2 separate regions of the Homo sapiens genome follow, and region 1 is linked to region 2. Evidence: read pairs that join two places in POLR2A ChIA-PET (ENCODE). Cell type or tissue: OCI-LY7. All regions are shown on one strand. Each heading gives the region's core, and the rest is flanking DNA. Links, peaks and the distances in the headings are about the cores only. Region 1 overlaps FSD1L (fibronectin type III and SPRY domain containing 1 like). Region 2 overlaps SLC44A1 (solute carrier family 44 member 1).

The links. Peaks named below come from ENCODE experiments on the same cell type or tissue, not always from the same donor. Only the 100,000 strongest peaks of a DNase experiment are listed, where the experiment ranks them.
Region 1: POLR2A ChIA-PET joins it to region 2 with 5 read pairs; 4 of 35 experiments call an interaction of 5 or more read pairs at or near these places.

What each region holds. Positions count from the first base shown.
Region 1 is chr9:105,454,147-105,469,324 of GRCh38, reverse strand. FSD1L (fibronectin type III and SPRY domain containing 1 like) reads right to left here. Exons shown (of 14, transcript NM_001145313.3): 2 at 7,710-7,805; 3 at 4,994-5,089; 4 at 1,001-1,132. Among named protein-coding and RNA genes, the nearest start is that of FSD1L, 14 kb to the right of the region's middle. In OCI-LY7, for the core only: no CTCF peak of the experiment used is centred there; no DNase peak of the experiment used is centred there.
Region 2 is chr9:105,249,817-105,264,994 of GRCh38, reverse strand. The region is part of intron 1 of SLC44A1 (solute carrier family 44 member 1); the gene reads right to left. Among named protein-coding and RNA genes, the nearest start is that of SLC44A1, 13 kb to the right of the region's middle. In OCI-LY7, for the core only: no CTCF peak of the experiment used is centred there; no DNase peak of the experiment used is centred there; H3K4me3 peaks cover 1,549 bases; H3K27ac peaks cover 1,673 bases.

The sequences.
Region 1 (15,178 bases), core at 6,645-10,644, 200 kb before region 2:
TATAAAGAGAATTACCACATGATTCAGCAATCCTACTTTGAAGTATACATATCCAAAACAATTGAAAACAGAATCTCAAAGAGATATTTAAACCCCCACATTCATTGCAGCATTATTCACAATAGCTAAGAGGTGTAAGCTGCCAAAATGTCCGTAGACATATAAATGGATAAAGAAAATGTGGTATATACATAAGTGGAATATTATTCAACCACAAAAAAGGAGGAAATCCTAGCACATGCTATATAACATGAATAAATCTTGAGGACATTATGCTGAGTGGAAATAGGTCACAAAAGGACAAATGCTATGATTCCACTTATATGAGACATGTAGAGTAGTCATGGAAACAGAAAATAACATGATGATTGCCAGGGGCTAGTAAGAAGGGGAAATAAGTTGTTGATCAAGGGACATAAAGTTTCACTTGCACAAGATGAAAAAATTCTAGAGATCTGTTATACAAAAATGTGAATATATTTAACACCATCAACTGTACACTGTACAGTTTAAAATGGTTTAAGAGAATTGGCTGGGCATGGTGCCTTACGCCTGTAATCCCAGCACTTTGGGAGGCCAAGACGGGTGGATCACCTGAGGTCAGGAGTTTGAGACCAGCCTGGCCAACATGGTGAAACCCCGTCTCTACTAAAAATACAAAAATTAGCCAGGCATGGTGGTGGGCACCTGTAATCCCAGCTACTTGGGAGGCTGAGGCAGGAGAATCGCCTGAACCTGGGAGGCAGAGGTTGCAATGAACCAAGATCACTCCAGCCTGGGTGACAGAGTGAGACTCCGTCTCAAAAAAAAAAAAAAATGGTTAAGAGAATAAATTGTTTTTTTAACAACAATTTTAGAATACTTATGGCCAAAACAAAAAACCATTCTTCTACGAGGTAAGGGTATAGTTATACTTAGAAATTCATTAATTTTTGCTTATCATAAATCAAGGATTAAATAGACTAAAATTATCCATATTTCAATAGCTGTATGATCTCACCTGTAACTCTTGGGATTTACGAGCTTGTTCCTGCTTGATACAGTTAATCATACTTTCTTTTACTTCATCCAGTATAGAGTATAAACTATCAAATTCTTCATCTAACTCTGAGAGTATGTTGGACGAATTTTCCTGTTTAAAAAACAAAACAAAACAATTTTACTGAAGCGCTATCAAACATTTAAAACCTAAAAGGTATGCCCAAAAGAGAGAATAAATTTATATTACAAACTATGTTGGCCTAATATAAAAATAACATAATTCTAATATTTGACTTAAGGCTTTAAAAAGAGATAAATGCAACAAACTGCCCGCTAATGCTAACAATACTGTTTCAGCTATACTATCAGTTAAGTTGTCTTTTATGGACTAGCCCATACTCTCTTCACTTTACTGTTTCCACAGGACAACATGAAAGGTTGTTTTAACGTTCCCAACTTCGTCCAGACCTTCAGTCTCTCAGGCAGACTCTAAGCCAGTGGTTCTTAACCTCTGGTGCGTATCAGAATCACTGGTGAGGTATTCTTATAAAATATTCCAGAGATTTTAATTCAGTAATTCCGAGGAACACTTTGCACATACAGAAATGAGGCGGATTTTGTCTAAATTTTAAAATCTTTCAGGGTCTCTAAAACACTGCATTTGTGTAAGATAAACAGAAATTAAAAGACTAAGCAATTATTTATTGGATCCTAAGATATTTATCAAATATTAAATCATCTAATGACTAGAATTTGTAGTCAAATCCTGTATTTTATTAACTAAAATACAGATAAGTTACTTGCCCAAAGCCATACAATTAGTTACTAGTAACATGGTCAATAATGCATTTCAAGTCTCTTGAGTTCCCCATTGCTATATTTGCTGCTATTTCAACAAAAAATAACTTGAATTATTTGTAAAATCCCTAGATAAGCAATATCCACACTTGCAACAATTATGAGATAGAAGAAATTCTCTTAAGACATTTTTCAACTTGGATGAATCATTCAATTAAGAGAAGCGAACTGGCACTGACTAAGAGAACTAATATATACAATCTACTGTAATATTATATGTCCAAACTTTTGCTTATAATGTTTATAAAAACTAGATACCTCACAGGCACCTCATCAAAGGTGGTGGTAATTATTTTACTAGTCTATTTACAGTAGTAAGAACAACTATAGAAGTGGAATGTGCAGTCAGGAAGGGAAAAAACCTAACTCAAATCCCACATTAGCCACTCAGTAACAGCATGACCTTATACAAGGCACTTAAATTCCTAGACCTCAGTCTATTCATTCATAAAAAAGAAACAGACTATTTTCCTCTCAATCACCAGATGGCATCTTGTTGCCTTTTGCCTACTACTAAGCTCCCATCTTCAGCAACGAGGTTGTAGTTTAATTCCCCCACTACTTTTTTTTTCTAACGTTAAGGTAGAATTCTAATAATTTATCAATCAGAAGAATGGTTTGAGCTAGCTCTACATAAGATCTCTCTTTCCAGATACCAAATGTGATGATTCGCTTGTCCACAGATCAAGAGCTTTATAGCCATGAGTTTTATGCTTATCTAAAGAAAGCTGATTCACCAATTTTCCAATAAAATAGTTCAAGATAGCTAAAATAATTATTTTTTTTTTTTTTTGAGACAGAGTCTCACTCTATCACCCAGGCTGGAGTGCAGTAGTGCGATCTCGGCTCACTGCAACCTCCACCTCCTGGGTTCAAGCGATTCTCCTGCCTCAGCCTCCCAACTAGCTGGGATTACAGGCGCTTGCCACCACGACCAGCTAATTCTTGTATTTTTAGTAGAGATGGGGTTTCACAATGTTGGCCAGGCTGGTCTTGAACTCCTGACTTCAGGTGATCCACCTGACTCGGCCTCCCATGAATGTTGTTTTTGCTAAAGATAATTTTGGTTATTCTGGTTCTTTTGTAGTTCTATATACATTTTAGAATTTTTTCTATTTCTGTGGAAAATGACATTGGTATTTGGATAGAGATTACAATGAATCTGTAGATTACTTTGGGTAGTACAAATATTTTAACAATGTTAATTCTAATCCACAAACATGGGATATTTTTCCATTCATTTGTCTTCTTAAATTTCTTTCATCAGTGTTTTATAGCTTTCAGTATACAGATCTTTCATTTCCTTAGGTAAATTTATTCCTATTTTTTTATGCTACAGCAAATGGGATTGTTTTCTTATTTTCTCTTTGAAATAGTTCGTTTTTCATGTATAGAAGCAATACTGATTTTTGTGTGTTGATATTGCATTCTGTAACTTTACTGAATTTATCAGTTCTAACAGTTTTTTGGTAGAGTCTTTAGAGTCTTCTAAAGACTGAGGCAGGAGAATCGCTTGAACCTGGAAAGCAGGAGTTTCAGTGAGCTGAGACTGCGGCATTGCACTCCATCCTGGGTGACAGAACAAGTCTTTGTCTCAAAAAAAAAAAAAAGTGGTGAGAGTAAACATCTTTGTCTTGTTCCTGACTTTACAGAAAAAGCTTTTGACTTCTCACCTTTGATAAGATGGTAGCTGTGAGATTGTTATTATACATATGGCCTTTACTGTGTTGTGGTACATTCCTTCTACACCTAATTTGTTGAGAGTCTTTATCATGAAAGGATGTTGAATTCTGTCAAATTCTTTTTCTGCATCTACTAAGATAACCATACACTTTTTTTTGTCTTTAGTTTTGTTAATATGGTGTATCACATTTATTGACTTCTGTTGAACCATCCTTGCATCCCAGGCATAAATCCTACTGGATCATGGTAAATGATCTTTTTAATGTGCTACTGAATTCAGTTTGCTAGTATTTTATTGAGGATTTTTGCATCTATGTTGATTAGGAATACTGGCCTGTATTTCTCTCTTTTGTAGTATCCCTGGTTTGGCTTTATTATTGGGATAATGTTGAATTTGTAAAAATGGATTTGGAACTACTCCCTCCTGTTTGATTTTTTTGGAAGAGGCTGAGAATAACTGATATTAGTTCTTTAAATATTTGCTAGATTTCAGTGGTAAAACCATCAGGTTGCAGGCTTTTCTTTGATGGGAGACTTCACTGTGGATTCAATTTCCTTATTCATTATTGACCTATTCAGATTTTCTATTTCTTTCTGATTCAGTCTTGGTAGATTGTACATTTCTAGCAACCAGATTATCTTGAGTTCTCTCTTCCACAATCAATATGTCACTACTTACAATATAGATTATCTCCCCAAACCTGGAACTATTTTCTTAAGTATTCCTCTCCCTTCTCAATGGGCACTTTACCTTTTATTTTTATGTTACTTTCATCTACTTCTACAAGTAGACCCCTTACCAATAACATTTTCTTTTCTTTTTGAGATGCAGTCTCGTTCTATTACCCAGGCTGGAGTGCAGTGGTACAATCAATGCTCACTGCAGCCTCGACGTCCTGGGCTCAGACGATCCTCCTACCTCAGCCTCCTGGGTAGCTGGGATGACATGTGTATGCCACCACACCCAGCTAATTTTTGTATCTTTTTTTTTTTTGGTAGAGACGGTGTCTTGCCATGTTGCCCAAGCTGGTTTCAAACTCCTGGGCTCAACCCATCAACCTGCATCAGCCTCCCAAAATGCTGGGATTACAGGCATGAGCCATCACACGTAGCCAAAATTTTTCTTCTATTGTTTATTGTAAAAGAAACGTTTTACTTGCCAGCACTTTTGAAAAACTACAAATTGCTCTTAATTTATATTAGAAAAAATGTCAAATGGAAAAGGACTAAAGTGAGCACTCTGGTATTTTCTAACAACTACTATTCCAGAGTTTTCCTTTTCCCTTACTATTTGGATTTTTCCATGGACAAAACAGGAATTGCAATGAAAACATTTTTACTTTATCTGCTATTTTAAAGCTCTGCTCTCACCTCCATTAGTTTATAACCCAAAATTCATAGAGTATATTTGTACTTCAGATTTGGCTCATTGTGACATATTTACACAAAATTTTTCATAAAACAATCATACCTGAACTCCTTTTAGTGTATGATGTAGTGTATCAATAAAGTTCTGAATTTCATCATTTTTATTTGCCAGAGTTGAAATGATCCTCTGTAGAGCTTCCTAGAATTAAGAAAAGCATTAAAATACTATATTTCAATGGAAGAGTTACAAAACTCATTAACAAGCATTCTCTAAACAAACTTTATGTAAGAGTATATTGTATAACAAATAGGAGCAATGTAAAATTTCTCATTCTTCAAAACTTCCAAAGGCTTATAATTAGAAAAGATGGGGTATATATTTGTACTGTATTAAGCCCTCTTATTCCTAATATGCAACTTAATCACCATGATACTTTTCAGATTGAAAATGATCAGTTTAACTTAATATCAATAGAATTATTTTAGGTCATCAGCCATGACAATGGAATAGAGCAAAATCTTTAAATGCTGTAAAAACAAATGGAAACGGAATACAACATCAGGAACCGAGGAATAAAAGTGAGGAGACACAAATTCATCAACATTTTATTTATTTACAAAAATAAACCTATTTTAGAGATATGAAACTAGATAATACATGTGCATTTAGAATGACAACATTCATTCCAATATTTACAGATGCTGTAGAACTATAATAAATAAAGCAATTTTAGTAGCAGATAGCTCAGACTTTGATAATGCTTCCTATTTAAATAAAACATTTGGTTAATTTTCTCTCTGGTTCGGTGCTATCCAATAAAATTTTCCACTGTGATGGAAATGTTCTATAAATGTGCTGCCCAATATGGTAGCCACTAGCCACACACAGTTAAAGAAGTCTTGAAATGTGACTAGAACTGAGGAACTAAATTTAATTTTTCCAACTTTAATTAAGTTTATATAGTCAAATGTAACCAATGCTATCATATTGGACAGCACAAGTCTAGTTGCAGTAACTCCTCATTGGTAGCAACAGCAAAAACCAAACAAGGTTATTTATAGTCTCAGAAAAAAATCAAATGCAAGTACTTTAATACTTTGTAATTTTCTCAGAAGCATAGGACTTTTTTCTGTAAGCACCTATGAGCTTAAATATTTTAATAAAGCCTATAAGACTTTGTGGAATAAAGGTTTTCCTAAAAAATATAATCAGATATCGACAAAGGGTTATAGATAAGGAGCCCAGGAAACAGTCTGAAGGGAGATAACATTTTTTTTTTAAGTTTTTTTTCTCGAGACAGAGTTTTTGGCTGTTGTCTCCCAGGTTGGAGTGCAATGGCGTGATCTCGGCTCACTGCAACCTCCACCTCCCGGGTTCAAGCAATTCTCCTGCCTCAGCCTCCCGAGTAGCTGGAATTACAGGTGTCCGCCACCACGCCCAGCTAATTTTTGCATTTTTAGTAGAGACGGGGCTTCACCATGTTGGCCAGGCTGGTCTCAAACTCTTGACCTCAGGAGATCCACCTGCCTCAACCTCCCAAAGTGCTGGGACTGCAGGTGTAAGCTACCATACCTGGCAACATTTTATACAAATGTTCATATAAAGTATTGTAGTAGTGAAAAAAGCATGTGCCACCACACATGTGCGCTATGGGAGGCCCAGGCAGGTGGATCACTTGAGGTCAGGAGTTTGAGACCAGCCTGGCCAACATGGTGAAACCCCGTCTCTACTAAAAATACAAAAATTAGCCAGGCGTGGTAGCATGCACCTGTAATCCCAGCTACTCAGGAGGCTGAGGCAGGAGAATCACTTGAACTGGGAGGTGGAGGCTGCAGTGAGCCGAGATCTCACCACTGCACTCCAGCCTGGGCAACAGAGCAAGATTCTGTCTCAAAAAAAAAAAAAAAAAAAAATGTCAGTCACAGTGGCTCATGCCTGTAATCCCAGCACTTTGGGATGCTGAGGCGGGTGGATCACCAGAGGTCAGAAGTTTGAAACCAGCCTGGCCAACATGGCGAAACCCTGTCTCTACTAAAAAGACAAAAATTAGGCAGGCGTGGTGATGGGCGCCTGTAATCCCAGCTCAGCTATTCGGGAGGCTGAGTCAAGAAAATTGCTTGAACCCGGGAGGTGGAGGTTGCAGTGAGCCGAGATCACACCACTACATTCCAGCCTGGGTGACAGAGCAAGATTCCATCTCAAAAAAAAAAAAAACAAAACTTAAAAAAACTTTCCACCAAAAAAAATTATAAAACATTGGTACCAAAAAAAAGGCAGATACAGTTCAGAGCAAAAAATAAAATCTCCTTAGCATAAAATAGCTTCCCATTTACATATTTTTTTGGTCTAAGTTTAGTAGCAAGCTTTGCATTTCAGAAATTACATAGCAAAAATCTGGAGATAGCTGTAACTTATTGCCCCAACTAGATAAGACCTGAGCTCCCAAGATTTTAATGAGAAGCCTTTTTTTTTTTTTTGAGGCTCTGTCACACAGGTGGGAGTGCAGTGACACAATCGTAGCTCACTGCAGCCTCAACCTCTTGGGCTCAAGCCATATCCACCTGCCTCATTATTTGATTTTTTGTAGAGACGAGGTCTCACTATGTTGCCCAGGCTGGTCTCGAACTTCTGGGCTCCAGCAATCCTCCCACCTCAGCTTCCCAAAGTGTTGGGATTACAGGCATGATCCCTGCTCCCAGCTAAAGCCTACCTTTTTAATGTTCCTGTTTTTTAATGAGTATAGTCAAAGACATCTAAATGCTCTAATTTTGAATCAGATCTTCAAGTTAAAACCTCTGCTCCTTTAAGAGCTACCAACCTGCTGCAAGTTAATAGACTCTGGTCCAATAGTGATGTTAGAGATCAGAAAACAGGCTTTATCAACTGTAACGTTTTCATTCTCCTTAAAGCAGTACTGTCCAATATAAATACAGTAGGAGCCAATAGCAGCCACATCAAAAAAGTAAAGGAAAAACAGGATAAATTAATTTTAATATTTTATTTAATAGATTCAAAATATATTATCATTTCAACATGTAGTCAATATTTAACAATTAATGAGTTTTTCTTTTTTTTTGGTACGGAGTGTTCAAAATTCAGTTTGTATTTTACACTTATGCATATCTCAATTCAAACTGGCCACATTTCAAGTGCTCAAAAACCACATTACGGCTAGAAGCTACCATCCTGGATAATACAGACTTAAGAGGTCTATGTCATCCAAACAGACCATATATTTCTAAGAGTGGAAATAGGGCAGAGATCCTCTATTAATCTTATTAATTTGCAATTAAAAATAAACGACCTAAAAGCTTTCTGAACTTTTTTCTTGGAAGACCAGAATTTCTTTATGTGCTTATGTTATGCCAGATTCTTGAATTATAATAGCTATATGTGGATATAAGTTAAAATGTTACAACCAACTTCCTTTACCAGAATTTCACTCATTTCTCAGTTTTTATTTACATAAATATTAACTCTAGAAGGTGAAAGACATTTTAAAATTACCAACTCTCAAAAGAAATTGGTACATAAGTAACACCACTTCGGGGTCCAATACCATAACAGAAGAAACAAATACACTCCTCTCTCCTGTGAAATTTACACCGTTCACTCATGTTTTGGGTTAGAGAAGACTTCTTGGGATCACAGAAAGTGCAAATGTCCACGTCAAAGTTGGCAGCTAACAAAAACAAGACTGCACCTAAGGACAACTGACATACAGGTTAGACAAATTCAAAGAATCATCAGAATAATGCCTTCCATTTTCTATGATACTATCGCATACCTCCAAAAAAATACCACCCTTAGATTACAGTCAATCTTTTTTTTTTTTTTTTTTTGAGATGGAGTCTCACTCTGTCACCCAGGCTAGAGTGCAGTGGTGCAATCTCGGCTCACTGCAACCTCTGCCTCCTGGGTTCAAGCAATTCTCCTGCCTCAGCCTCTCGAGTAGCTGGGATTACAGGTGCAAGCTACCGTGCCTGGCTAATTTTTTGTATTTTTTGGTAGAGATGGGGTTTCACCATGCTGGCCAGGCTGGTCTCGAACTCCTGACCTTGTGATTCACCCACTTCGGCTTCCCAAGTGCAAGGATTACAGGGATGAGCCACCACTCCCAGCGATTACAGTTAATCTTATCTTTACCATTCCTCTTAAATTCATTCAAAATTCTATTACCACAGATGAAAGACCCTTTTCAACTGTATTGGCCTAAGATGTATTAATAGCCATACTTCTGGAAAGAAACTCTACAATCTGTGTTAAAGCCTTTAGGGGAATGATATCCTATATGAATTGCCTAAGGCTGTAAAAATACTGTACTTCCCCAGAAAGTGGATGAGAAAGAAAGGTCTTTAAAGGCTGATATAGTATTTCTGAGAAACACAGTCTCATTCTTTGAAGAGAGAGCACTCTACAGCTCTTGAATTTAACAAGGAGTTCCAGTACAGCATGAGAGTCTGTAATACACACCTAGATAAAGGGTCCACATTCTGAGAAAAGTTGCTTTACCCTAATGCCAAAACTGCAAAGACTAAAGGCCTAGATTATTTTCAGAGGACGCACTGCAATCTTTAGATGAGGAGGGCTTCAGAGCCTTGGCTACAATACACCACTGAGATGCTATCAGAATGGACAAGCCAGCTGTAGAGGACTCTGGAACCCCAGCATTTAAGATCATCTATATTTTCAAAGCTACCGAATACATTAGTAAACCTGGCTGCAGAAAAAGCAACCATTCAGATCATAAAGAGAAAGTCATAGCAACCAATGTGACCTTGTTAGCTAATACAGATAAAATGCTGCCTCTCTGCTAAGCTTTTCTAAGCTTAAAGGAGGAAGGAAATATTCGCAAAGTTCCCCAAGGGCAGACTACTGAGACAAAGGCTCCAGAAGCTCTGATCCACTTGCCCTTTAATCTGCAACTGCTGTAGAGAGGATGAGCAAATGAAAAAGACTGTAATCCAAGGCTCATATTTAGCATTCTAAAATAGTAAGTTTATCAGGGAGAGGGCCAAGGCTTCAACCTTTCTGACCCTCACAAGAATGGGGACTGGCTGGAACTAAGTGGAAATGGCATAAAGATAAAAAGCACTAAGGAACTTGGTGCTCAGTAGAACTGGAAAACAAGTTACAAGGAATCAGAATATTTAAGACAAAACTACCACCACAGCACCAAAACATATGAAAACTAAAGAAACAGGATTACATGTGCTGAGTTCTGAAACTTGACCCTAGCTTGCATATGTGACATAAAGCTAAAATTTTCTCTATGGTGGTAGGAGTCAAGTAAAAGGTGTATATAAGGATAGTATGTGCCTAATCTAGGAGGTATACAAGGGGAGACTGGCTGAACAGGCATCAAATCCAGCAGTTTTTAAAAAGTGTTTTCTAGATATGGTAGGCAATATGCCAGGGCAGAGAAAGAGAGCAGAAAAGATCTAAAATATATCATAATTCAACGAGTTTTCTACCCCAGTCTATCCCTCCAGGACCTCCAAATTTAATCAAGAGCGAAGACAGAAAGCTAGGCCATCATCACTATCTCCTCTCCTCTAATTTGTGCTCTACGTGAAGTCACAAAGTTCTATAGATTTTACCCCTTAATGGTTCTAGTGATAGCAGCAGGAGGCAGACGTAGTCCTAGGCAGATAGGGGTGGGTCCCTGGTGAAACCTGACCTTCAGGCCAAAGACAGTCTGAAGCCTGAAAACTGGGCTGCCAGTTCCTGATGGAATCCACAACCCTGAATAAGAATTTCCTTTATGCCTTTCAGTCAAACAAATGGTGCTTTTTCCACGCCCACCCATGGACCAATCAGCACATACTTCCTCCTGCCCATGGACCAATCAGCATGCACTTCCCCACTTTGAGCCCATAAAAACCCTGGACTCAGCCATCTATCAGGACTACCCATTTCAGGACTCCTCTCCACTGAGAGCTGTTCTGTCACTCAGTAAAACTCTCCACTGCCTTGCTCACCATCCAGTTGTCCATGCAACCTCATTCTTCCTGGACGCAGGACAAGAACTCAGGAACCGCCAAAAGGCAGGCGCAGAAAGGGCTGTAACACTTTCCTGGCCCACTTGCCAAGCTGCAGACAGGAGCAAAAGGGGCTGTAACATGTTCCTGGCCAGCTCACCAAGCTGCAGACAGTGACATGAACTGCAGGAGTGAAGAGTAGCAACACTTCTAAGGGCCTAGACCTCGGGATTCCCTGAGCCAGAGCTGTAACACTATAGCCCTCCCAACTTCCACCAGCATCAGGCGGCTGCCCCACATGACAGCAAGTGACAACGGGATTGGGCCAGCCTGGGAGCCACGGGCCCAAGCAAGGTGGCAGGACTGAACAGGCTGAAACATGCCCTGCCACTCCCACTGGCCAAGCTGCAGGTGGCAGGAACAAGAGAGGTGTAGCACCCCTGCCCCCGACCCCTTGGGGCTCTGCAGTTACTGGCATCTCTGAGTTTTCAGGCACCACTGTGTTCACTTCATCCAGACGCAGGCACCCACAGAGGAAGCCACTTGCAGTATGCTTGGTCCAGCTGCAGCCTCGCATGGAGCCAGTGACTGTGCCAGTGCCCGGAGCTGCCCGTATGGCCACAGCAGCCAGCATGCTAGGCTGTGCACAGTGGCCGGACCCCAAACTCACTCGCTCGCTCACACACCCCTCACTGCTCCATGCCTGGCTCGCCCTCGGCAGGTGTGGGATCCAGGCCAGCAGCATGAGCTAAGCACAGCCTGCCAGGCCAAGTGGGCAGAACAAGCCCAGCCGGCATGAGTGAAACTCAAGGAGAGACACTGCCAGCTACAGAGGTTTCTAGCTGGTTAAGAAACATCCAAAGTATCCTGTGACATTAGAATTATTACTACTATCTTAGTAAAAGTTACTATCATATCTCAACCTATATCTCAACCTTCACTGTAGCAAAATTTTTCTTAATCAGACTCTGGTAACAATCTTTCTCCCCAGTAATCAGTTCTCTATATACTTCAGCTAGGGTAATGATAGCATCACTCTTCCTGATCAGTATTCTTCAATAGCTTCCCATTGTACCTTGGATAAAACTGAAAATCTTTAACATGACCTATAAGATCTCAAATGATCTGTCCACTGCCTACCTCACCTGCTTCATCTCCCCAGACTTCCTCTCCCTTGTTACACTCCAGCTGCATAGCCTGCTATGAATTTATCTAATCTGACTTGCTTTCTACCTAGGAGCCCTCTCACTTATCAGTTTCTCTACCTATAACCTCTGTCCTAAAACATATACACAATGTACTGATAAAACAAATTCCAAAAATGTACTTATAGAATGAGCCCATGTTACATATAGTCATTTCATTTTTTTTTCTAATCAAAGCCTTATGGGTAAAGAAGGGCAAAGACAACTTTCATCTGCCCCATGGGATTCTATCAACCTTAAAGGATGCCTACGAAGGTCTCAGATTTTTATATCAGATCTCAAGCCTCCCGTTACCTTACAAACACTGATGGATAAATAGATAAACAGAGATGAATAAAGGCAATATAAATTATCTGAAGCTTATCTAGAAAATTATATTTTATAAGATTCATGTGGTGACAACTAAAAGTTCTAGGTGACACAGGTCTGAAGACATGTTTTGACAAATGCCAATTCTGCTAGATCATAGTAAAATATATGAGATAAGTCTCCATAGGAAGTCTGCACAGGCAATCTCAGCAAATGTCTTTTGGTGATGTAGCACAATTACCAGGCCCTCATAACAACAACAAAAAAATACAATGATGTGACTATGGATTTAGACTAAGGCAACTGCTACACCAACAAGAAAAAGCATCATATACACCCTAGCCAAGCACAACTGCAACCACTGTTATGGAATGAATCAAAGTAATCTAAGATGTACAAGATATAAGTTACTCTCTTCAACGCAGCACAGCTTAAAGTTATGTTTATAATCATTATCAATCAAGTAAAAGGATAATCAATAGACTGAGCAAAAGAGCACTTTGGTACTCTTAAGTGCCAAGTACTATCTTAAGCTCTATACATATTATTAATTCATTTAATCCTTTCAAGAATCCTATGAAGTAAGTTACTATTATTATCCTCATTTTCCAATGAGGAAGCTGACGCATGGAGAAGTTAAGCAGCTTGCCTAGAATATCAAAGCTAATATGTCACACAGCCAGGATTCAAATTAAGACAGTTTGATTCCTAAGTCTATGCTCTTAAAGGACTACACTGTACTACCTAATAAAACAGAGATCAGAGGTTCATGAAAAGGTCAGAACGGCTAAAGGCATCCAAAGGACTAAGATTTTACTTCAAGATTAGAAATCTGGAACTGATCAACAATCTGGAAACCTGGAACTGATCAACAGGTTATAACCCCAAATCAGAGGGCATCAGCATCCATGTGGTCATAATTAGAGAAATGCTGACATATGGGTTTCCCACCAGCATCTTCTCAGAGGAGGAGAAGACTTCTGAGTCAAATTCTACAGTAGTATTCCAAAAAATCAAGATACAAAAATCTAGAGCCCCTGCAAATACCACAAATAGATCTATAATTTAAGGGGGTCAAACTATTATTATAGCCAATTTAGTTAGTATTTCATTAAGCACCTTCTATGTGCCAGGCACTGTGCTGCTAATATGGAGTAACTTTTTAATCATCAAATCTGATAAAAAAGTAGTATGAGTCTTCACATTTTATGGTTGGAAAAAGGAAAGATTCAAGATGTTAAGAAACTTGTTTTAGGTCACACAGCTATCAACTGGCAGTCATGATTCAAATTCAGGAGGTTGTCCCCAGAACCTCTGCTTTTCAAATCCAGGAGGTTGCCTCCAGAGCCTGTACCCTAGGCTGCCTAAACTGTTGGGGATTGTATGAAATAATCATAGGGTTCCTGCAACCAGAGGAAAGGGATTGATCAAATCAGCATGTAACATTCCTGGAAAATGCCCAATAATGCCACCAGAAATGATGCCACTTGCATCATCCCACACATAGACCTGTCCTTTGAATTAGGTGACTTCATGCTGAACCCCTCCATCGACTCCAGTGGGGATGGCACCAGGTTCAAGAGGCTGAAGAAACCCAGAGCCACCAAATGAGGCATGGTATTTTATTAAGGGATTACATACAAGGGAGAGAGTCCAGTGGTGGCAGGCTGAGCAGGAGAACTGCCTTATATACAGAAAAGGTCCAGTGGCAGTGGGCTGGACAAGGTAACTACACAGCCCAGTGAAGCTCAGAAGACACATTCAGGTGAGTCTGCCATACAGGATCATTCTAATAGTATGCTTAAACTACTGCTGTTAGGTAGGTTTACCATACAGTGATAAAGAGCGGAATCAAGAAAGCGCTATCCAGCTGTTAGCTAGATAATCAGAATCTCACCAGTTATTTTAACAAAAGTATCATGCTCAGATGTGATGCAAGAAGGTGAAAAAAAGAGAACTGGGAAATTCAGGAATCTAATCATAATATACCTAAATGATGGAAGGCTACACCCTCTCTAACAGTGAAACAGTTGAGAACACTACCTGTACACAGATGTAACTGAGACAGCCTACAATCAATTCTGATTGTCTAGCTTACCAGCTGAGAAAAAGTCTAAATGCTAGTAAAAGAACTGGCTGGGGAATGCTGCCTTTCTGCCCTGAACCCAGTTTAAGATATCACAGCATATGAGGAGGTAATCTCCCATCTAGGATTTGAGGAAAATAAAGCACACCAGAGGATAAAGAAGCCTTAACCATGTGCAGTGGCCTTTGAACTGGCTGTTTTACCCAGTAAAGTCAAGGAGGCTCATAGTCGGCCAAAGAAACCAGAGGTCCTACCATTTAATGAAAGAAGGTGGCATTGGAGTGGAGATGCGAGTATTAGTATAAACTAACAACCCTTCTCAAGGGCAACTTGACAATATGTATCAAATAAAATTTTTGAAATAGATATACATTGACTCAGTAATTCCATTTCTAATTTATTGTAAGTGAATAATTAAGGGTGTAAGCAGAGACTTGGCTACAAGGATGCTTATCTGTGATATTTATAACATTAAAAGGTTGGGATCAACAAAAAGATACAACAAAAGGGTACTGTAAAACATGCATACAAAAGAATTCTGTTGAATCATTAAAAGTATTGTAGAATGATTAATATGGAAAAATATCCATAATTTATTATGTGAAATGCAAATTATAGAGCAGCATATATAGCATGATACCATAATTTTAGAAAAGTTTTTATATGCATACCAAAAAACTAGATGGTGACATAAATGTTGAAGAGG
Region 2 (15,178 bases), core at 5,968-9,967:
GAGAAACCCCGTCTCTACTAAAAATACAAAATTAGCCAGGCGTGGTGGCGCATGCCTGTAATCCCAGCTACTCGGGAGGCTGAGGCAGGAGAATCACTTGAACCCAGGAGGTAGAGGTTGTGGTGAGCCGAGATCGCACCTTTGCACTCTAGCCTGGGCAACAAGAGTAAAACTCCATCTCAAAAAAAAAAAAAAAATTCCAGGTATGATGTGAAGGGAGATCTTAAATTGACAGCTTTGTAAAAAAGCAGGCCTGAAGAGTATCCAGCCCAGTTTGGAGGTATGGGAGAGATCTATTCAGGAAATTGAAACTGAAAGAATATCTAAGGTATCTGAGCTTACTCAAAGGAGAGTCACACAACTAGGTGAGAGTTTATAAGCCAATTAGTTATAAGTGCATATTAATAGAAAGCTGGGTAGACAGTAGAACAAGACAACCACGATCTCCAAGAGTGACAAATGATGAAATACTACATGACTCGGCTGTTAAGAGCAACCACTTAGTCATAAGATGAAGACTAAACATTAGGCAGGGTGCGAGGGCTCACGCCTGTAATCCCTGCACTTCAGGAGGCCAAAGCAGGAGGATCACTTGAGCCCCAGAGTTTGAGACCCTCCTGGGAAACATAATGAGAACTCATCTCTACAAAATAATTTTTAAAAATCAGCTAGGCGTGGTGGTGCAAATCTGTGGTCCCCGCTATTCAGGAGGCTGAGGTGGGAGGATCACTTGAGCCTGGGAGGTTGAGGCTGCAGTGAGCTATGATCACACCACTGCACTCCAGCCTGGGTGACAGAGTAGACTCCATCTCAAACAAACAAACAAAAAAGACTGAACATTGATCCAAACAAAGTTATGATGATATATCTGCAGCAGAAGGATAAGGGCAACCCGAAGTAGGTGCACAGGGTAGGGCAAAGGATGGTGTTGGAAGACAGCTCAATCTTTATCTTCTACAGTGGAGTCCAAAATTAATGTCAAAAATTGAAAAGCGAGGAGGTAGCAGTATAAGCATATTAAAGATATATAGGGGGAAAAGCAAAAGAATTAAAGATTTAAAAGTGGTGGTCTCAGGGCAGCAGAAAATGGGGAGGGTGGGGAGCTTTTTAAAATAACAAGCCCTAGAAATGCTTAACTCTTTAAAATACAAACATATGAGCTGGGCGCAGTGGCTCACATCTGTAATCCCAGCACTTTGGGAGGCTGAGACGGGTGGATCACCTGAGGTCAGGAGTTCAAGACCAGCCTGGCCAACATAGTGAAACCCTGTCTCTACTAAAAATACAAAAAATTAGCTGGGCATGGTGGCGGGTGCCTGTAATCCCAGCTACTAGGGAGGCTGAGGCAGGAGAATCACTTGAACCCGGGAGGTGGACGTTGAGTGAGCCAAGATCGCGCCATTGCACTCCAGTCTGGGCAACAAGAGTGAAATTCCATCTCAAAAAAAAAAAAAAAATACACACATGTGTAACTGATAAAAATAAAAATTACATAGATTTAATCATGAAAGCATAAAAGTAAAGTAAAGAAGTGGCCCAGAACAGTAAAGTTTCTGAAAGTCTGACATTCAGACATGGTTGTAAAAACTAAAGGTGTTTAACTTTAAAACACACACACATACCTTGGCACACACTAAAGGCCAATTTCGGTTTTTTATTCTGTTTGGCTAATGGGTGCAGAATCAGAACAATGAAGTTACATGGACACAGAGCTCGGTAGTGCAAAATGAAATTTCTAATAACTGCCTGAATGTAGAACAAATGCCTCAGGAAGCAGTAAGTTATCTGTTGCTGGAAGTGTTTAAACAAAGACTGAACAAAATCCACGTAGAGTATGTGACATAAAATTCATGGCTACCTTGGTAGACCTCTTAAGCCCCTGACAGTTGTGTAATTCTGTAAAAGGATTCCATGTGACAATTTCCTTTGAATCAGTATCATTCTAAAATAGGACTAGAAACACTGGTAGGTGAAGAAGCTCAGGCACTCGGTACATTTGTGCTTCTTTTTCCTTTTATCCCACCTCCACCTCCTTTCAGCTTTTGGCTTTTCATTTCAAAAGTCTTAAATATATTTACATTTTATTAAAAATTACCTAAAACATTTTTGGAACCAAATGAGATTTAAAAACTTAAAGAGCATAAACAGAAAATGTATGTCTGAATGGGAGAAAGCTGGAAGATAAATGGAAAGGTGGTCTGATGTAGTGGTAGGAAACAAATTGAATACTTGGGTGTCCCTGAATCCATTCTGGACCCTGTAGTTAGTCCATGGCCATGGAACACTAAACAGGTCACTGTGCCCAGTTAGGTATGAGACTTTGGGACTATGGCAAGAGCACATGGATTTCCTGGCAGGGTAACAGGGCAGAGATACATGACTAAGTCATAAACACATAAGAGCAACAAAAGAGCCACCATAGGTTAGTCAACAACGACAGAAGAATACTTTCGATGTGTTCTACTTTAAAATTTCTAGAATCTGCTCTATCAAAGAAGAAAACTCATTTATTAGCTTAAAAGCTGGTCATTTCAACATGAAAATTAAAATATTACCCATATTATAGGTACAATCTTTTCTATGGGACTGCCTCAAAAGCCATTGTGACTTGCATACAGGCATCTGAAGCTTTGTTATTTTCTTACTCAAGGACAGTATTTTTTTCACTCTGTATAATAAAATGCTGTCATGCCTACAGACACAATAACTTTATCCTAAAGTTTACTGAACTTCATCCTTACCAGTGAAGCACAAACACAAACCAAACTTCAAAAATAACATCTATGTTCCTTTAGGGCACTTTTGTATTTCTAGTTTTTAGTTTTGAAAATTAGTTTAAAATCTAGCAAGGAATTATCAGTGTTTTACACCTTGTAAACTATACTAATATTTAGCTATATAAGAAACACAGGGCCAGGCGTGGTGGCTCACACCTGTAATCCCAGCACTTTGGGAAGCCAACGCAGGCGGATCACCTGAGGTCAGGAGTTCGAGACCACCCGATCAACATGGTGAAACCCCGTCTCAACTAAAAATAAAAAAATAAAATTAGCTGGGCATGGTGGCGGGCGCCTGTAGTCTCAGCTACTTGGGAGGCTGAGATAGGAGAATCACTTGAACCTGGGAGGCAGAGGCTGCAGTGAGCCGAGATCGTGCCATTGCACTCCAGCCTGAGCGACAAAGTGAGACTCCCTCTCAAAAAAAAAAAAAAAAAAAAAAGAGAGAGAGAGAAACACAGATTCAGCTGGGCTCTGGCACACTGACAAAGCTACACCCCTCCGTAGCATCTCCCTTAACAGACTGCACACTTACAGAAGGAAAAGTCTCATTCTTTGTTGAGCCCAGTACTTAGCCTGACAGCACACCAGCCCATGAACATTGAACAGAACCAAAGCATGCAGCCAGCTTGGGATTCTCTTTTTATTCTACCGATATTCTCGGTTCTTTTATTTTACTTTTCAGCATCTTCCCTTTGTCCTGAGTTTCCTCATTGCTGCAATGGGCAGAAGCAGTGCTGCTTGTCATCTTCCAGGTCACACTCTGAACAAAATACTTAAGACTGGAGCTTTACCCAGTCTACTCCCAGGCAGGCACTGAGAAAATGGGCCAGAAGAGCTTTCATTATGCTCTGTGGGCCAGAAACAAGAGGTGTGTTGCAGGGAAATGGGGGAAGGCGGTGTGGCAGAAGGGAAAGAAGGCCCTCATTCTTATATAATAAATCTATCGTCCAGTGCTGATTACCTGTCATACTGAGGTTTTGATGAGGCCCAGAGGGTTCTAGCTTATGATGTGCCTTTTTTCCTGATTGGTTAATATTAATGTATACACCAAGACTTCATTATAACCTAGGAACACATGCTAGCAAGGTAGAATTCAAAAGCCCACCAGAATTAAACAGTTTGAACGGCAGCTAGTTTTAATTTTCAGGTTCATTCCCATTTCTCTCCATTGGCAAGTTGTATTTGTTTTAACCATAATCTTGACAAGTATCAGCACCACAAACTAAATGTTTAGTCTCTGAATACTCCATCCCTGTTCCATATGTATTCAATAAACATTTATTGAGGATCTATTATTTGCTTGGCCCATCATCCCTATCCTCAATTCTTTCTCCAACCAAAGATAGCATTCCATCTCCGAATGGTCATTTGGAGTTTAAGTGATAACTGTAACTGCCCCTCTGCTGCAGCAGACTTGAAGAAAGGAGAAAATCCTCCAGTGCAGATCATAGCTCCCCTTCTTGCTGTTGGCCCAGCTGACCCCATAGCAGTTCATATTATCAAGTTTCAAACTTGAAGGATTCTTTTGTCAATCATTTACCCTACCTAATATCCCTTGGAGATCTCAAATCACTAATCTGAGAAACAATGATTCACGTGAAAGGGTTTTAAGTTATAATATACTTGAGTGACTTGAAATTTATCTACTTTTGCCAATATCTTAAAGAAGAACATGAAGTTTGTGATGCACTTAAAGTCAGTTTCAGAGCTGAGTGATTCTTAGTTAAGAGTCACCTGATCCAACAACCTTATTGTTGCTTCTGGTTTCACCATAATCACTTTTGTTGTCATTTGGGAGAATGAAATTGAGAAGCAGTATTTCAAGCAGTGTTACTCAAAGTGTGCTGTGTAGGAGAGCAGTTCAAGATATAGTGAAAAAAATTTTAAAGGACAGATAAGTCCAATAAAGGCCAGTTAAGCAAAGTTAAACTGGTTTCCTGGGAGGCAGGGCAATGACCCTAAATATGTTAATATGCATGATTACTTTTCAAATGGGGTTGGGAGGCCAGTGAGGGGGTGGTATGAAGTGAGCAAGAAGAACCTCTCAAACTTTTCTGACCTCAGAACCCTTTTTTTGGCAGAACACCTTGTAGCCCTGGTGCTTTGGAAGCACATACTTGGGAGAAATCCTGATTAAGATATTCTTACATAAGAAACATTTAAATCTTTCAAAGTGATGGCATGTAGAGCACCATCTATCATATCTTAGAGCCTGATTTAAGTAGCAGATCCTTCCTCACCCAGAAGTCTCCCAGCTCAATTTGCTTGTTGCAACCTCAAGATAAATAAGTGTTTCCACTTGGTCTTGGTTTACTTTCTCAGATCACATTAAACTATAAACTTTTTAAACTAGCAGCAAACTAGAATTGCTTTCAGTTTTAAAATGAAGTGCCTTATTAAAGTATTATTTCCAAACTTTCATAACTGAAATCTGCTTCTATCAGCAGTGTACACTGAAAAATGTTTTTCTTGATTAAAACTATGGCTAGTTTCAAAATATGTCAAAATATACTTAAAACTTGGTATCTTTAGAATTGTCTTCCAACACCTGTGGTTTCAGAATTGTCATGAAAATACAAAACCACATGCAAAATAGATTTGGAAAAACTTTGAGGCTTAGCAAGCAAGGAATAAAACTCTCTTAAATATGCTGAGTTTTTAAAATGAAGTTTATTATTTTAAAAATTCCAGCTCTTGCTCTGATGGTAGGAATCTCTGCCTTCGTAATTTGATCTTAATGTGCACACTAATCATTTGTGCTCCAGAGTCAACTTTATTGAGGCCATTTTCTTCACCCTTTCCTCTCTTACTGCTCTCCAGAGCCTTGTTGGCACTCAATATTAATAACACAAGCATCAATTATATTAACCCTTTCGAAGGCCATGAATCTCCAAAGACTGACTAAACATATAAATATCCATTACTTATTTAAAAGTGTATTTTCAGGAATTGGTGAATTATGGGGAAAGAACACAATTACAGTAACAAGTAGTAAACTTGCTGTCATGACAGACTTGTTCAGACTTAGTTCTTAGAAGAAAATATGGAAGGGCCCTGGAGGATACGCACAGTAGCCATTGGTCCTTACTTAGAGTCTGAAGTTTATAACCACCACTTTCAGACTCTGCTCCAAACTGTCGTACCCTGGCCTCTATAGTTTGAGGTGCACTGATTTAAAACCAACCTACACATAGACTTTAAAGAGAGAACAAACAGGCGTGGTGGCTCACACCTGTAATGCCAGCATTTTGGGAGGCCTAGGCGGGCGGATCACCTGAGGTCAGGAATTTGAGACCAGCCTGGCCAACATGGTGAAACCCCCTCTCTACCAAAAAAAAAAAACAAAAACAAAAACAAAAATTAGCCAGGTGTTGTGGTTGGCGCCTATAATCCCAGCTACTTGGGAGGCTGAGGCATGAGAATCCCTTGAATCCGGGAGGTAGGGGTTGCAGTGAGCCAAGACTGCGCCGCTGCACTCCAGCCTAGGCAACAGTGCAAAACTCCATCCCAAAAAACAAAACAAAACAACAAACAGCAAACAGCACACACAACCTCTGAAATTAAGAGACAAAAAAGTGGTATCTAAGGTACATTCAATCTACCATTTAATATAGCAGTCCTTGGAACAGCAGAGGGAAATACAGCAGGAAGTGCACAGGCTTGGAACTACTCCCAGTTTTACACTACTTGGGCGATCCTAGTCAAGGTACCTAGCCTTTCTGAGTTTCTGTTTCCTCCTCTGTAAAATGAGGCTAACTGGGACCCACCTCAGAGTTATGAGAATAAAATGAGAACTGCATGTAAAGCGCTTAGCCCAGAGGCTACCACACAGTAAATCCCCAGCAATGACTGGTGTTCTCTATATTCTATATGCTCATGACTTAAAGCATTTTCTGAAATCCAGTTCTGGGTCTTCAATTCCCTATGGAAAATACCGCCTGGAGGTATTAATATCAGTACCACCTCCAGTCAGTCCATACAAAATTGAATTCATCTTCCCCTCTCCACAAACTAGTCCCCATCTCAACTAACATGTCTAGCCATTATAATACCCTTCTTCCATGATGTGGCGTTCAAAACATCTGTTCTTTCCTTCTCTTTCATCCCACATATCCAGATTAAGTCAGGAAGGTCTATTTTATTTTGACTCCACAATAACTCTTCTCTGTTTCCTGTTTACACTGGTATGAGTTACTGAACAGCTCCCTGGGCGGCCTCTGCCTTCTATTTCTCCCATTCAGGTGCAGTTATGCTGTCAAATTAATCTTCCTTAAACCACTCTGAAAACTCCTCCATGGCTGCCCATTTTCCTCCCCTTCAAATATGAATGCCTTCCCCAAATGCAACATAACATCTCTTCACTCCACTCTGGTCAGGTCTCCTTTCCATACTGACAAGCAGCAAGTTATTGTCTGCTTCCTTGCCTTTGACCAACTGTTCTTTACACTGGAATTCCTCTCCCTGCTTTCTACTAAAATCTGTCTGCCCTTCACTTTTTCTAAACCCCATTCTTCCAGACCAGATCTTTTGCTGGAGAATCATTTTCAGGAAGCCAACTCCCCAACTATTCTTTCCTCTCTTGGTTTCCCCGTCCCCTGAACTCCTTGCCACCCAATTTAGCCTCTAATTATTTATGTTTGTTTCTCTCTTTGCACTCATTTTCTAGACACAGTTTACAATCTGGGAGCCAGGCACGGTAGCTCATGCCTGTAATCCCAGCACTTCGGAGGCCAAGATGGGTGGATCCCTTGAGCCCAGGAATTTGAGGCCAGCCTGGGCAACATAGGGAGACAAGACCTCGTCTCTACAAAAAAATACAGGCCAGGCACAGTGGCTCACGCCTGTAATCTCGGCACTTTGGGAGGCCAAGGCGGGCAGACCATCTGAGGTCAGGAGTTTGAGACCAGCCTGATCAACATGGTGAAACCCCATCTCTACCAGAAATACAAAATTAGCCAGGCGTGGTGGCACATGCTTGTAATCGCAGCTACTTGGGAGGCTGAGGCAGGAGACTCGCTTGAACCCGGGATGCGGAGGTTGCAGTGAGCTGAGATCATGCCACTGTACTCCAGTATGGGCAACAAGAGCGAAACTCCGTCTCAAAGAAAACAAAAACAAAAACAAAAAAAGGCCGGGCGCAGTGGCTCACACCTGTAATCCCAGCACTTTGGGAGGCCAAGGCGGGTGGATTACCTGAGGTCAGGAGTTCGAGAGCAGCCTGACCAACATGGTGAAATCCCACCTCTACTAAAATACAAAAATTAGCCCTCTGTCGTGGTGGGCACCTGTAATCCCAGCTACTCAGGAGGCTGAGGCAGGAGAATGCTTGAACCTGGGAGGTGGAGGTTAAAGTGAGCTGAGATCACGCCACTGCACTTCAGCCTGGGTGACACAGCAAGAGTCCATCTCAAAAAATAATAAAATAAAATAAAATAAAATAAAATAAAATAAAATAAAATAAAATAAAATAAAAATAATACAAAAATTAGCTGGGCGTGGTAGTGCATGCCTGTAGTCCCAGCTACTTGGGAAGCTCAACCAGGAGGATAGCTTGAGCCCAGGAGATTGATGCTGCAGTGAGCTGAGATCTCACCACCGCACTCCAACCTGGGTGACAGAGAGAGACCCTGTCTCAAAAAAAAAAAAAAAGAGTTTCCAGCCATTTTGTAATCTTAAGAATGAAAGCCATATGCTTACATAATGAAACCAAAAGGAGAGTGGGTCTTTGATAAACGAGGAGTCTCATATTAGCCCTGAAACACTACTTCTGGACTTACTTTGGGTAAGAAATACATTTTTATCTGGTTTATCTAGTTTCTTTCAGTTTTCTGTCATATGCAGCTGGATCTAACTCTTAAATGATACTCTGTCTCACAATAAAATTACCACAAGAATATAAACCAGGCTGGGTGTGGTGGCTCATGCCTGTAATTCCAGCACTTTGAGAGGCTGAGGTGGGCAGATCACTTGAGCTCAGGAGTTCAAGACCAGCCTGGGCAACATGGCAAAACTCCATCTCTACAAAAAATACAAAAATTAGCAGGCATGGTGGTACATGCCTGCAGTCCCAGCTACTCGGGAGGCTGAGGTGGGAGGATTGCTTGAGTCTGGGAGGTGGAGGTTGCAGTGAGCCGAGATCCACTACTGCACTCCAGCCAGGGTGACAGAGCAAGACCCTGTCTCAAAAATAAAAATAAAATTTTTGGAAGTCAGGGTACCTTTCCAAAACTCAAACACAAAAACATTTTTAAGGGAAGGATTAATGGTTATTAGAACATCAGGGAGATTTAGTTTACATTAATATTGTAATTTCTGAGATACATTCATGAGTTGTGCAGTTTGCTAAAAGTATCTGAGGCAAGTTTTATTATTGTTTATATTTTATAGCTGGTGAAACTCAGGCACCAAAGGTTAAAGAATGTGGTCCAAATAACTCAACTAGTGATAAGGTGGGATTCAAATTGATATAGTCTGGCTATAGAGCCCACCCTCCTGCCAGTACACAATGATGTTCAATCCTCTGGATTCTAACAGCTGTTTAGAGAAGAAATAGTGAAAGGACTTCTGAGGAAGGCAAAAGGCTACTCAATGACTAAGGCAGGACCATTTAGTTGGCAATGAGGAAGTATAACAGACTAAATTCAAATGGATTTTATTAAGAAACAGGAAGAAAGTTTTACAGCAAATATATGATGTTTTAAATTAAACTTTTTGCCATTATAAATAATGCTACAATAAAAAGATTCTTACATATAGCATTACTCAACTTTAGAATTACCAAATAAAGGATGTTAACTTTTTTATGGCTCTTAATGTATCTCAAGAGGGTCATTCCAATTTATTCAGCAAATCAATAAAGTATATTTGAGTCAAAACCACTTGGGCAATTAATATTATTTTGTTAACTATTACCAAAGTTACAGCTGTGAAAGGATGCCTCTATGCTTTAATTTGGTTGTTAACAAGATTGAACATATTTACACACTGGTTTATTTCCTTCTGTAAATTATGTATTGCAAGGATGCATTTTATATACTGTGAGAACTCTTTATATCAGAGATATTCTAAATAATGACATGACTTTTCAGTTTAATTATTAAAAAAAAAAAAAAACAAAAAAACCTGAAAGTAAGCAGGTTAAAACAAAAGAAAACAGAGGCTCTCTTTTTTTCCCTCTTTAGTGGATTGTACTCATTATTACAGCTCCTTAAGTGTATCAGCTGGAGGTGGAAAAAAAATAAGGAAAATAAAAACTATCAGTTTTTTGATACTCAATTTTGAAACAGAGATAAACACAGACAGAAGTGAGACTTCAAAAGAGGTAGAAAAGGAGATTGTAAGCTAGAGAGAGAAGAGGTTATACTAACAGCCAAGGTGCTCTTGAAGGACCATGGCCTGCAAGAATACTAACTCACCACTTAACCATTATTCCAACCTCAAATGCTCTTCTTCATCTGAAGCTGTCCTTAGCTCAGAATGGGAAAGATGCAGTGGGGGTGAGCAAAAAAGAAAGACAGGGGTTTCAGCAATGGCTTGAGCAGCATCACTAGGACAAGAAGATAACTAACTGTGTGACTTTGAACTACGAACTGTGAAGTTCATAATGGGGCTATAAGTAAAATGTTAGGAAACACTATAGAAGTCTGATTTAAAGACAAAAGAAAATGGCAAAACCATAGCAGATAGTATTGGCTGCCTACCCAGTCACCACGCCCAATCCTGCATCCCTGCCGCCACCTTGCTGGCAAAGTCCTCCTTTTGTTCCGGTGTTGCCCTGCCCCTCACTTGACTCAGAGGGAAGTCCTGGTTACTCTAAATCAATTGCAGAGTCCTTTGCCTTCCTCTTGTTAGAGCTTGTTTAGGGATAAGTGTGCAGCCCTCTCTAATTCCCATGAAAGGAAAACCACTGGAGATTGTCAGCTCAGCAAAAGACGGTAAGAAGAGCCATAGCCATCTTGGGATCTTGAGGGGAGCTAATTAAGAAAAAGCTACCTTCCGTAAAATGACAAAAAAGAAACAAGGAGAGAACTTACGTCCTTGCTGACATCAAGCCACTGAACTAACCAACCTGAAAGCTACCCTACCCCTTGACCTATAGGAGATAATCAATTTTCCTTAATGTTTTAGCTATTTGGATTTAAGGGTTTTTTTTATTATTATTATTTGTTTGTTTCTTTGTTTAAGACAGGGTCTCAGCCAGGCACAGTGGCTCACGCCTATAATCCCAGCACTTTGGGAGGCCGAGGCAGGCAGATCACAAGGTCAGGAGTTCGAGACCAGCCTGGCCAACATAGAAACCTCATCTCTACTAAAAATACATAAAATTAGCCAGGTGTGGTGGCGGGTACCTGTAGTCCAAGCTACTTGGAGGCTGAGGCAGGAGAATCGCTTAAACCCGGGAGGCGGAGATTGCAGTGAGCTGAGATTGTGTCACTGCACTCCAGCCTGGGCAACAGAGCGAGACTCTGTCTCAAAAAAAAATAAAGACAGGGTCTGGCTCTGCCACCCAGGCCGGAATACAGGCACGATCATAGCTCAATGCAGCCTCAACCTCCCAGACTCAAGAGATCTTCCTCCCACCTCAGCCTCCTGAGTAGCTGAGACCAAAAGCACACGACACCATACCTGGCTAATTTGTTTTGCTATTTTTTGTAGAGATGGGTCTCACTATATTGCCCAGGATGGTCTAGAACTCCTGGCTTCAAGTAATCCTCCTGCCTCAGCCTCCCAAAGTGTTGGGATTATACGTGTGAGCCACCAAACCCAGCCTTTTTTATTTCTTATAGCTGTAACATCATAAGTAGTTCAAAATGAAGAATTTTCTGAGATCATAATCATGATTATATTATCACAAATCTACAAAAACAAACAAACTTTAATACCTTCCCTGCTACTTAAATATCTTGAAGTAATCATGTTTCCAATTTTTCCATCTTCCTGCTGGTTTTTTTACTTTACATATTATAAACATATCCAGAAGTCAAACACTTCCATTTAATAATTTTCAGCATTTCTGGCAACCTTAAAAATTTGAATAAAAGTTGCTTTTAAGGGTTTTCCTACTAAATAAGTCTAAATATCTGGTTGTGGGATATTGTAGAGAGTAACTAAAAGGAATAATAATATTTTCACAAAAAAATAAATTCCAGGGGTTTATCAACCAAATGTTTGTTAAATGAATCCTATTATACAACATTATCATATTATACAATTACAAAGGAGTCCCCCAGAGGGGAAAAACTGGCATCCCTCTATTGAGTATAATAAAACATACTGAAAAATGTAAATCTGTTTTTTAAATTGCCAAAAAAATTACTAAATTTTACACAATGCATAAATTCAAAATTGGAACATTATGCTATGCTATATTCCAAATAAATTAGAAAACAAAAAGTATCAAAAAGGAGGAAATATTACTGTGTCAAAAACTTTAACCATCTTCACAGAGTGAATTCCCACAGCAGAGATAACAATGTCTAACTCTTTAATGACTTAAATTTTTCACCAGCTCAAACACGTTTTCTTTACAACGCTTGCCATAAAGTCTCACCCATTTGTGCCTGCTATAAAAACATCACCACTGTAAATCTGACTGGTCCATTACTTGAGCGCACTAGCCCTTTCCTGTCCACCTTGACCCAGTAACTTACACCTTTATAAGTATACTTGCTCCATACGTGACATGTATACCTTCAACAGACAAGCTGCTTAAGAGAGCCCTGAACATGCTGTTAAGAGTCTTCCAAAGAAGAATCGTTTTAAAATTCTTATAATGAATTTTAAAACCCCAGTGTTCTAAGGTAGGAGTTCAATCACCTCTATCCATGGAGGGAAACAGAATATCTGTTAATTCATTCAAATATTTCATGAGTACCTACCATGTATTGGTACCAGCTAAGCACCAAGATGGCAATAAACAAAGCAAACACGGCCCCTCTCTTCATCAACTCAGCCTAGAGCAAGGGTCAGCAAACATTTTCTGTAAAGGGACACAGAGTAAATATTTATGCTTGCAGGCCATAAGGCCTCTGTCACAACTACTCAACTCTGACACTGTCATATGAAAGCAGCTATAGACAAGTAAATGAATTAATATGACTGTGTCCCAATAAAACCTTGTGAATGAAATTAAAATTTCATAATTTATTAAATAAATTTCTCATGAAATCATATTCTTTTGATTTGTTTCAACCACTTAAAAACGTAAAGACCATTCTTAGCTCGTAAGCCATAAAAAACAGGTAGCAGGTCAGATTTGGCCCATGGGCTGTAGTTTGCCGCCACCTAGTCTAGACATTAATATTAACTGTAAAATTACGTGTTTACTGCTTTAAGTGCTCACAGGGAAAACACATAAGGCTATGAGAGTTTAATGAGGAGACATGGCCTAGTTTGAAGGGATCAGAAAAGGCTTTTCCAAGGAAGTGACTTTCAGACTGAAACTTAAAGCAACCAGCCAAAAGCCAGGGAGCAAAGCAAAGAGCCTCCTAGACAAGTGAACCACATATGCAAAAGCCCTCTAAGAGGAAGGAATACAACCAACTGAAGAATCTGTGAGGCTGCAGTGCAATGAGCAAAGAAAAGCACACCACAAGGTGACCCTATAGAGAGATGGAGAACAGCCACACACAGGGTCTTGTTGTCCAGGGTCAAGGGTTCTGGTCTTTGTCCTAAGAGCAATGGGAAACCATTAAAGGGTTTTAAGTAGGAGAGGAACACAATTAGCTTGGGATTTTTCAAAGATCACCAAGACTGCAATACGAAGAAAAATTAGAAGGGAGCATGAACAGTTACGGAGAGATCTGTAACCAAGGTACTGGGCTGGAGATGACAGAGGCTTGAACCGGAGTGCTGGCAGTGACGTTGAGAAGGTCAAAGAGGCAAGATGTGGTGACTAGATATAGAAGAGTGAGAGGCAGGTTCCCTACAGGACTCGAGTCTCCAGTTTCCACAACCAGGGCATTGGTATCATTCGGTGAACCAGAGATAAAGTACTGAAAAAGCCGGGGGTGAGGGGTACGATTTTGAGGACAGATTTAAACATGCTGAGTTTGAGTTGCCTGTACAATATTCTAGTGTAAATGCTAATTAATCAGTTGGATATAAGGATCAGCGACCAGGACAGTAATTTAGTTTGGGAACTGTTAACATACAGACTGTAACTGAAGCCATACGAGGGATGAAATTACCTAGAGAAAGGGTAAGGAAGAGTGGCTCTCAAACTTGGTGACACACGAGGGCTACCAGGGGAACTTTTAAAAGTTTTGATGCTGGCTACTCTGGGTGTACTATTATGGGTTAGCCCTGCTCTGCAAGAAGCACTTATAAAACAGAAAAAAAAACTTTTTTTGATGCCCAGCCCGCAGTCTTGGACCAATACATAAGAATCTTTGGGAATAGGACCCAGGCATCACTTCCATAACATTTGTAAACTTCTCCAAGTGATTCCAATGTGCAGCCAAGGATGAAAGGAAAAGAAAGCCTGAGACATTAAGAATTAATAGTACTGTACTACAGAAAGGACAAGAGATTAAGAGATTAAGCAGGTTTCTAATCCCAGCTACCTCATAATGTATCTCTCTGACCTCAGTCTACTTCATATCTCTACATTCTAGTTTAGATCAACAGAAAAGTGATAGTAGGTTTATCTCATATATCCCCTATAGTCCCAAAAATCTGAGGCAAAATTACAAAATTGAAATATTTCATTCTTTCTTTGCAGTTTGAGCAGGGGAAAGGGGAGCATAGAAAAACAACTATCAACCAATTACTGGTAGTAGAATATATTTTTATGAATAATTTTCCCAGGCCAATAACATTTTTAAATGACTGTACTGTTAACACATCAAATAGTATTTGATAGTATAGTATTTGTTAAGCCTGGAAGCATTCTAAGTGGACTAGTTTTGCTGTACCATGCTACTCTCCAGATGGCAACTGTAGAAAGTTCAAAATGGTGGTGTGAAATTTAACTTGGAAATTCCTTAATTCAAAATTTTATCTTTAGAAAAGTAAACATTTTCTAAAGATAAAAAAGTAGGCCGGGTGCAGTGGCTCACACCTATAATCCTAGCACTTTGGGAGGCCAAGGCAGGAGCATAGTTTGAACCCGGGAGTTTGAGACCAGCCTAGGCAACATAGTGGGATCCTGTCTCTACAAAAAATTTAAAACATTAAAAAAATAGCCAGGCGTGAGCTCGTGCCTATAGTCTCAGCTACTCAGGAGGCTGAGGTGGGAGGATCACTTGAGCCCAGAAGATCAAAGCTGCAGTGAGCTATGATCATGCCATTGCACTCTAGCCTGGGTGACAAAGCAAGACCCTACTTCACAAAAAAAAAAAAAAAAAAATTAGTAAACTGCAATTTAAGATTTGGGAATTGGCCGGGCATGGAGGCTC